3 separate regions of the Homo sapiens genome follow, and all the other regions are linked to region 1. A link is a loop called in an ENCODE intact Hi-C map of the cell type or tissue named here. Cell type or tissue: heart left ventricle. All regions are shown on one strand. Each heading gives the region's core, and the rest is flanking DNA. Links, peaks and the distances in the headings are about the cores only.

Region 1 (3,186 bases), core at 367-2,866:
AGGTGTGGAGGGAGAGGCACGGGCAGCAACTGGGGCTGCGGGCGTCGCTTGCGGGCCAGCACGAGTTCCGGGTGGGCGTGGGCTCAGCGGGCCCGCGCTCAGAGCAGCCATCCGGCCCCGATGGCCCCTGGCAGTGAGGGGCTTAGCACCTGGGCCAGCAGCTGCTGTGCTGGATTTCTCCCCGGCCTTAGCTGCCTCCCCGCAGGGCAGGGCTTGGGACCTGCAGCCCGCCATGCCTGAGCCTCTCTCCCCTGCCCCACTCCGTGGGCTCCTGCACAGCCCGAGCCTCCCCTATGAGCGCCGCTCCCTGCTCCACGGCGCCCAGTCCCATCCACTGCCCAAGGGCTGAAGAGTGCAGGCGCATGGCCGGGGACTGCCAGGCAGCTTCACCTGCGGCCTGGTGCAGGATCCACTGGGTGAAGCCAGCTGGGCTCCTGAGTCTGGTGGGGACTTGGACAACATTTATGTCTAGCTAAGGGATTGTAAATACACCAATCAGCACTCTGTATCTAGCTCAAGGTTTGTAAACACACCAATCAGCACCCTGTGTCTAGCTCAGGGTTTGCGAACACACCAATCGACCCTCTGTATCTAGCTAATCTAGTGGGGACATGGAGAACTTTTGTGTCTAGCTCAGGAATTGTAAATGCACCAATCAGCACCCTGTGTCTAGCTCAGGGTTTGTGGATGCACCAATCAGCACTCTGAGCCTAGCTAATCTGGTGGGGACTTGGAGAATCTTTATGTCTAGCTAAGGGATTGTGAATGCACCAATTGGCACTCTATATCTAGCTCAAGGTTTGTAAACACACCAATCAGCACCCTGTGTCTAGCTCAAGGTTTGCAAATGCACCAATCTATACTCTGTATCTAGCTAATCTAGTGGGGAGGTGGAGAACTTTTGTGTCTAGCTCAGGGATTGTAAACACACCAATCAGCACCCTGTCAAAATGGACCAATCAGCTCTCTGTAAAACAGACCAATCGGCTCTCTGTAAAATGGACCAATCAGCAGGATGTGGGTGGGCCAGATAAGAGAATAAAAGCAGGCTGCCCGAACCAGCAGTGGTAACCTGCTCAGGTCCCCTTCCATGCTGTGGAAGCTTTGTTTTTTTGCACTTTGCAGTAAATCTTGCTGCTGCTCATTCTTTGGGTCCACACTGCCTTTATGAGCTGTAACACTCACCGTGAAGGTCTGCAGCATCACTCCTGAAACCTGTGAAACAACGAACCCCCCGGGGAGAAACGAACAACTCCAGACTCGCCGCCTGAAGAGCTGTAACTCTCACTTCGAAGGTCTGCAGCTTCGCTCCTGAGTCAGTGAAACCACGAACCCACCGGAAGGAAGAAACTCTGAACACATCCAAACATCAGAAGGAACAAACTCCGGACACGCAGCCTTTAAGAATTGTAACACTCACCGCGAGGGTCCGTGGCTTCATTCTTGAAGTCAGTGAGACGAAGAACCCACCAATTCCGGTAGGAGTAGGAAATCACATCACCTTCTTTTAATCAGTCTCAAATACCTGGCCCCTTGTGGAACCTGCAAGAGCCAGGTTTGGCGAATGCAATGATAAGCAATTGTCTAATCACTGCCTTGAAAAAGAGCAGAGCATTTGAGTATGCTGTCTCCTCCTCTCCCTCACTTCAGTTGGGCCCAACATGACAGTCTTAATGGAAGCTCGGGGGTCAAAGGCTGGTGGCTTACTTCACGTATATTGCAGCATTTCAGTACTGCTCTGCACGTGTGCTCCCCCGCCTGATGAGGTAAGTGTTAAACAGGGATGATCACAGCTTCAAGTAAGCAATGGGAATTGGATGTTTTATGTCCTCTGGCGCCATCTTCAGCAGAGAAATATATAGGTCACTTTTACTTGTCTGGTTTTGGTCTTGAAATATGTACTGAAACTTGTGAAGGAGCAGACCTATATTAGGATAGAGTAAAAGAGGGAAAGACAAAAACCTCTTGGGCTTTTCAGGAGACTTGGTTCATTCTCTGCTTTTCAAGCCATCTCATGGCCACATGCCTGCTTTGGAGGCTGACTCGGAGGCACAACCGGCCTCAGGGCGTTCCTCAGGGACCCTACCTTTCTTGCTCCCTGAAGAAATGTGCACATTGCTTGAATAAAAACAATCAAAGAACACTCAGTCAAGATCGTCTGCTGCAGTCTTCGTTGAGGGCTGGGGATGCTAAAAGTCAGATGATTCATGTGTACCCTGTCCATCCTAACTCACCTGCTCTTCTACTTCCGCAGCTTACTCCAGTGCCCACAGATACGACAGAGTGTCCCAAGTGCCCCTCACACTCTATTAGCTGCATCCTTAACCTCTTTTTGCCACACCATAAGCATTGGGTTTTGTTTGTTTTGAGATGGAGTCTTGCTCTGTTGCCAGGCTGGAGTGCAATGGCGTGATCTCAGCTCACTGCAATATCTGCGTCCAGGGTTCAAGCGATTCCCCTGCCTCAGCCTCCTGTATTAGCTGGGACTACAGGCGCACACCACCACGCGCAGCTAATTTTTTTGTATTTTAGTAGAGAAGGTTTCACGATGTTGGCCAGGATGGTCTCAATCTCCTGACCTCGTGATCTGCTCGCCTCGGCCTTCCAAAGTGCTGGGATTACAGGCATGAGCCACGGCGCCTGGCCAGCATTGGGGTATTTTATTGAAGATGGAAGCCATGAATGTTGAGAAAGCCTCAGCAGATGGGAACTTGCCAGAGGTGATCTCTAACATCAAGGAGACTCTGAAGATAGTGTCCAGGACACCAGTTAACATCACTATGGCAGGGGACTCTGGCAATGGGATGTCCACCTTCATCAGTGCCCTTCGAAACACAGGACATGAGGGTAAGGCCTCACCTCCTACTGAGCTGGTAAAAGCTACCCAAAGATGTGCCTCCTATTTCTCTTCCCACTTTTCAAATGTGGTGTTGTGGGACCTGCCTGGCACAGGGTCTGCCACCACAACCCTGGAGAACTACCTGATGGAAATGCAGTTCAACCGGTATGACTTCATCATGGTTGCATCTGCACAATTCAGCATGAATCATGTGATGCTTGCCAAAACCGCTGAGGACATGGGAAAGAAGTTCTACATTGTCTGGACCAAGCTAGACATGGACCTCAGCACAGGTGCCCTCCCAGAAGTGCAGCTACTGCAGATCAGAGAAAATGTCCTGGAAAATC
Region 2 (3,186 bases), core at 230-2,729, 140 kb before region 1:
AATGGAAGGGAGCATGCCCCACCAACTCTCTTAGCCAACTCTCTTAACTTCACGCTTGTCTTTTGGCTCTGAGCCATGCTACTTAGTATCTACATGAGAGCAAACAAAAGACACGCTCAAGCTTTGTCTGCTTTATTTCACTACATTAAGTTAAGCAATAAGGCAAAACAGTAACCTGTCATTCATAAAGATCAAGGAGTACCTCTCTGTCCCAAAAGGGACCAAAAAGGGTGTTTCTTCACAAATATGCATGACACTTAGCTCATTATGCTGATAAGCACTTCAAACAAAAGAAAAGGTCAGTAGGTGAATCAAGTAACAAATCCAAATTAACTTAGCCTAAGTTTCCAAAGCTGTAGTTTCAAGTGCTAATGGGATCTAACTTTCCTGTGGTGGTGCATACTGACTAGCATTAAAATTTTTGCACCTCATCTAATATAAAAAAGGCAACAAATACAATTCCTAATTCACCAGCTGCAGGTATTGAATCATTTCTACGAACACACAGAATACTAGCTTACACTAAAACCTATCTTGAGGAAACATTAAACCAGTGGCTCTATTATTCTGCAAGTTAGTTTGGCTTCTGAAGAAAAAAGTTTATGATCAAAGTGTTTTGTGTTTCTGTGTATGGGAATGATGAGACCCATACTTCAACATTATTACTTTGGGGAATAAATACCAGCTACCTGCCATAAACGCATGACATGTGTGTAGTCTATGCAAACGTGTAAACATATGAAGCTATTCTCTACTCTATGCCCATTTCCTCCACTGGCAAATATGGAGCAGTGATTTCACAGTAGGCTCTAGCAGGTAGTGAAATAAAAATTTGAGACTCTGTGGGGTCACAAAAAAATGAAACTCTTTCTATAGTCTGCAAATCTGTAATTACCCATCCCCCTGCTCCAACTCCTAAGAGGCTAAATGTTATTACCATAATGTTAGAGATGAGTATTTTCCTTCTTACACTGCATCACATATATTACTCTGTAGGACTGTTTCATAAAATTGGCTTGACCTTTGTACAATTAGTACAATTTAGTGTCTTTTAGAGTACAATTTAGTGTCTTTTAAAAGCTTCCTAAATATTTAAAACATTTTCAAGGGAAGCTTACAAGGACTATGTCCCATCTGTATTCTACATTATAATGTTATCTTTAATTTTTTAAGACTTAAAACAAGACCAAGGTAAACAAAAAATCTGTATTTTCCTCAAGTCTCTTGGCCACTTACTAACAATACTTTTACAGAAAACACGGTGCAGCTGGTGGTCTACTTTATCAAGTTTCATTTTAGAAAACATCATAGAAATTAAGGTTAGCAACCCAACTCCAGGATACCAAGTGAAAACAGCAAGTCTGCTGTTAGGCCAGAACTGTGGGCTACTTGCTGAACTATTTTATGGTTTACAATCAAAATGGTCTTATTTGACTCACCACATGACAAAAGTCTTAAACTTAGTAAGGGGGAAAGTTCTTAATATCCAGTTTTGGATTCAAGAGATTATAATAGTTAATTTCCCCTTCAAATCAATGGAAAGAATGCTAGTTGAGAATATTCTAAAAATCTAGCCTTTAAAATGTTTTCTGCATTCCAGAAATGAACCTGTCCACTCAGGTTTTCTTTGGGTTCTTTTCCAGGTCCCAAACAGAACAACTTAACTGAGTTAAAGAGGCAGAACAGGGAAGGGGTAGGAAGTAAGACAAATAAAGATTGCCCCCCTGTGGCAGCATTAATCCCTGGGTATTGTGGCAATATTGAAAACGAATGGAATCTGCTACCCCCTTGACATGACATGTAATTGTTTGCTTCTCAAATTCTTCTTAAAAGATCCATATTTTACTGGGAAAAAAATTAAGAACAACTAATACGTGTCCTGTATTCACTTAGAAAAAGAGGGCAAATGAGAGTGCCTTAACAACTTCACAGGTTTTTCCAATCATCATGATACTAAAGATAAAGTGACAATTCAGTTTTTCAGTTATATGGAAATCTATGGCAAAATGGCAGCCATTATGGCAATGAAGGGATATGTTTTAGACTGTTAGATGATATTTAACGGAATGCAGAAAGCAGTTGGTACATTGTGACCAATGCTGGATCATTAACAGCAGGTCTACCTTTGGGTTATCATTTAAGTTTCATCTGTGACATTGTGATCCTTAGTGAGATCAGATCAAGAGACAGTACAGAGTTTCTCAGGTGGTAAATACAATGCCATTCCAAGGAACACCCATCCCCTTTCCTAGGATGGAATTATGCTGCTGTTACTCAACGTGCAGGGTTCAGTGAGGGAGACACAGACTTACTGGTGTCAACAGGGGTGAGAGCAAGAGCAACAGCAGCTACCCTGTGTTCCCAATGCCTTGCCTATGCTCCCACTTTCTTAGCAATAGAATTCCGTAGTGCATGGGTACATCGTTATAAACAAGGCCTAATGAAGCAGCAGCTTCCACATTTTAACGCAGGTTTACGGTGATACTGTCCTTTGGGATCTGCCCTCCAGTGGAACCTTTTAAGGAAGAAGTGGGCCCAAGCTAAGTTCCACATGCTGGGTGAGCCAGATGACTTCTGTTCCCTGGTCACTTTCTTCAATGGGGCGAATGGGGGCTGCCAGGTTTTTAAAATCATGCTTCATCTTGAAGCACACGGTCACTTCACCCTCCTCACGCTGTGGTGTAACTTTGATGAAAATACCCACTTTGTTGGCCTTTCTGAAGGCTATAATGCTATGGAAAGAAAAAAAAGCAAGTATTAGGTAGATAAAAAAATCAGCCAAACCACTAAGACTTACAGTAAAAGTCTTTCACCTTATTCTTTCCTTCAGCACACACAGAAAACCTATAAACACTTTGTTCTTAACCTACCAAGTATTTTTTTGTTTTGTTTTGAGACACAGTCTCGCTCTGTCGCCCAGGCTGGAGTGCAATGGCTCCACCTTGGGTCACTGCAACCTCTGTTTCACGGGCTCAAGTAACTCTCCCATCTCAGCCTCCCGAGTAGCTGGGACTACAGGCATGCACCACCACACCTGGCTAGCTTTATATATTAATACGTATATTTTTTGGTGGAGATGGGGTTTCGCCACGTTGCCCAGGCTGGTCTCGAACACCAGGGCTCAGGTGATCTGCTTGCCTTGGCCTCCAAAAGTGCTGGGATTACGGGCATAAGCCAACACGTTGG
Region 3 (3,186 bases), core at 230-2,729, 49 kb before region 1:
CATCTGTTAGCTTTGACACTCAAGCAATGTTGGAAAATGCAGGGTGACTGAGTTCCCTGCCCAGCTTTCGGGATCTCTGGCCCCCATCCCCTTGTGTGTGTCCCTCTGCCCAGCTCCTGCTGTAATTAGCTCCACGTGTACCCCCTTCACTCCCTCCCACCAGCTCTGCAGCCAGCCTATGGCAATTATATTTTAAGAGGTGTTCCCAGGACTTTTGGGACCTACTAAAACAATGATGGTTATTTTAGATGTGATGATTTATATTTATGTAGAGATATTTCTGGACCACTCAAGCTCTTCGATACCAAAATCAGGAGCATCTTGGGATTTATTAAATTATGTAAGAAGATAGCACAGATATCGGGATATTATTGTGTGAAAATGCTGCTTTTACTTTGATGTGATCTCATTGATGTACACAACCAAGTTCCAATAAAGTGCTAGAATGTGCATGTCTGAGGTCTTTCTTTAAAGAGCAACTGTTAAACTCAGAACTCAGGTAAAAGCCTTACACTGAATGTATGGGCCTTCAAGACAGTTTGAATATAGTAACAGAAAAGGGAAGAGAAGAATCAAATTTACTTCCAGGGCTCTAGCTTCAGCACGTGGGTGAAGTTGTGCAGGTTACACACAGATAGTGCAGAGGAGAAGAACCGATTTTGAATATCAGATTCAAAGAATGACAAATAAGACCATGAATTTCGTATTGGACATGTTGCATTTGAGGTGCTTGTGATATTCAGGTGGACTCATTCAGGATGCAGTTGGAGATCTGAGTCTATTCCTGGGAAAGATGTTATGTCTGGTATTAGGGTATGGGGGATTAACCCCTATGGTAGATAATGGTGTACAAGTAGATAGGATCAGAATATACAGACTTAGAAGAGTGAGATGCTAAATGCAGAACTTGGAAGACACTAAATAGGAGGGGAAGGAGAGTAGAAGGGGAAAAAAGAGAGATTGGATAGGTCCTATGATATGAGGTGTTTCAATAGAGGTGCAATTATATACATATATATATATATATATATATATTTTTTTTTTTTTTCAGTAGAGATGGGGTTTCACCATATTGGCCAGGCTGGTCTCGAACTCCTGACCTCAAGTGATCCACCTACCTCCACCTCCCAAAGTGCTGGGATTACAGGTATGAGCCACCACGCCCAGCCCTAATAGTATTTTGTAGGTTAAGAAATGAGTGGGAGGTTAGGAAGTTGAGACAGTGAGAACAGAAACCTTTCCAAGAGTAGCATTGTAATACAGAGGTAAGAGTTAGAGGAGAGCGTCAGGGGGAAATGGTGAAGGGGGTTTCTGTCTTAGTACATTTGGGTGGCTCTAACAAAATACCTGAGACTGGTAATTCAGAAACAACAGAAATTTACTGCTCACAGTTCTGGAGACAGGGAGGTTCAAAGCACATGCAGATTTTGTGTCTGGTGAGAGCCTGTCCCTCATAGATGGTTGTGTTTTTTTTTTTTTTTTTTTTTGAGACAGAGTTTTGCTCTTGTTGCCCAGGCTGGAGTGCAATGGTACGATCTCGGCTCACCACAACCTCCGCCTCCCAGGGTCAAGCTATTCTCTTGCCTCAGCCTCCCGAGTAGCTGGGATTACTGGCATGCACCACCATGCCTGGCTAATTTTGTATTTTTTGTAGAGATGGGGTTTCTCCATGTTGGTCAGGCTGGTCTCGATCTCCCGACCTCAGGTGATCCGCCTGCCTTGGCCTCCCAAAGTGTTGGGATTACAGGCATGAGCCACGGTGCCCGGCCTATAGATGGTACTTTCTATGTGTCCTCATGGTGGAAGAGACAAACAAGCTCCCTCAGGCCTCTTTTACATGGAAACTAATCCCATTCATTACAGCAGAGTCCTCATGACCTCATCACCTCCCAAAGGCTTCACCTCTTAGTGCCATCACCATGGGGTTGGGTTTCAACATATGAATTTTGCAGGGACACAAACATTCAGACCATAGCAAGGGGATAGTTAAGATGTCATAAGATTCTGATAGGTTTGCTCAGCATCTCTTCCAACTGTTTTTCTGGCATGCCTTCCTGGATGGCAGAGGCTGGAAAATAAAACAACAACAAAAAACTACAATGAAAGTAAAAACCTGTATTTCTGTAACTACACTTGATAGAGATTCAAAAGTGATTTAGGCTTTGCTGTTCAGATGCATGCATACCATGTTTTAGTTTGGAACCCAGTTCAGCTGGGAGAGCTAGGACAGGGTGTGAGACAATCACAACACTGGTGTGAATCCCAAAGCTGCAGCACAATCTGGAGCCAAGCCCGCAGCTTTCTCATGCCTGGATCTCAGTTGAGGTGGGACAGTCCTGCAGCCCACAGCCAAGGCTGTGGCTTTCTTGTTCCCTAGCTTCCCACTTGTTACGGAAGTAGTAGCTCCCCAGGATGGCCGGTTCTGCAGTATTGATCTGGAAGGAATTCTAGTAACCCCTGCCTTCTGTGCTCTCCCAATCCTTTTAATGATTTTCAGCACATAATTCCCCATATTAAAGCATGTTTAGGCTGGACGTGGTGGCTCACGCCTGTAATCCCAGCACTTTGGGAGGTCCAGAGGACAGGAGTTCGAGACCAGCCTGGCCAACGTGGTGAAACCCCCTCTCTACTAAAAGTACAAAAATTAGCTGGGCATGGTGGTAGGCGCCTGTAGTCCCACCTACTTGAGAGGCTGAGGCAAGAGAATCACTTGAACCTGGGAGGTGGAGGTTGCACTGAGCCGAGGTTGCGCCACTGCACTCCAGCCTGGGCAATAGAGCGAGACTCTGGCTCTAAATAAATAAATAAATAAATAAAGCAAGCATGTTTAATTTCCATTTGCCAGAGTATACCTTAATTGATCCAGATGGAAGAAAAATCTATTAATTCCTATCAATTATTATCCTAGCAATTCAACTTCTAAGTCCATCATGTGATCCAGTATTACAGAAGAAGAAGTCTGTTAATGGGAGGCAGATGGTCTTCTAGCAATAGAGATGGCAAGGAACTGGTGGCCTCAAGGAGAGCTCAGAGAGGTCTACTGGTGGCGACAGAATGAGAACTTTGCTTATAGTATTGCTGAAACAATACTATAAGAATAATGAACACTCTGGGATGCCAACACAGGCGGATCACTTGAGGTCAGGAATTAGAGATCAGCCTGGCCAGTATGGTGAAACCCTGTCT

What was found. Peaks named below come from ENCODE experiments on the same cell type or tissue, not always from the same donor. Only the 100,000 strongest peaks of a DNase experiment are listed, where the experiment ranks them.
Region 2: a loop joins it to region 1, with 2.2 times the contacts of the local background. A loop is called at or near these places in 32 of 110 quality-filtered maps.
Region 3: it touches region 1 in a loop (2.8-fold over the local background); 66 of 110 quality-filtered maps call a loop at or near these places.

Annotation. Positions count from the first base shown.
Region 1 is chr5:150,845,455-150,848,640 of GRCh38, forward strand. It overlaps IRGM (immunity related GTPase M), which reads left to right and starts at 1,067. Exons shown (of 2, transcript NM_001145805.2): 1 at 1,067-1,766; 2 at 2,255-3,186. The coding sequence starts at 2,670. RefSeq lists a silencer at 1,653-1,947. In heart left ventricle, for the core only: a CTCF peak has its summit at 1,837 (motif pointing left); no DNase peak of the experiment used is centred there.
Region 2 is chr5:150,708,631-150,711,816 of GRCh38, forward strand. It overlaps DCTN4 (dynactin subunit 4), which reads right to left. Exons shown (of 13, transcript NM_016221.4): 13 at 1-2,732. The coding sequence ends at 2,519. Among named protein-coding and RNA genes, the nearest start is that of RBM22, 9.2 kb to the left of the region's middle. In heart left ventricle, for the core only: a CTCF peak has its summit at 1,730 (motif pointing left); no DNase peak of the experiment used is centred there.
Region 3 is chr5:150,796,285-150,799,470 of GRCh38, forward strand. It overlaps SMIM3 (small integral membrane protein 3), which reads left to right. Exons shown (of 2, transcript NM_032947.5): 2 at 1-450. Among named protein-coding and RNA genes, the nearest start is that of SMIM3, 19 kb to the left of the region's middle. In heart left ventricle, for the core only: no CTCF peak of the experiment used is centred there; no DNase peak of the experiment used is centred there.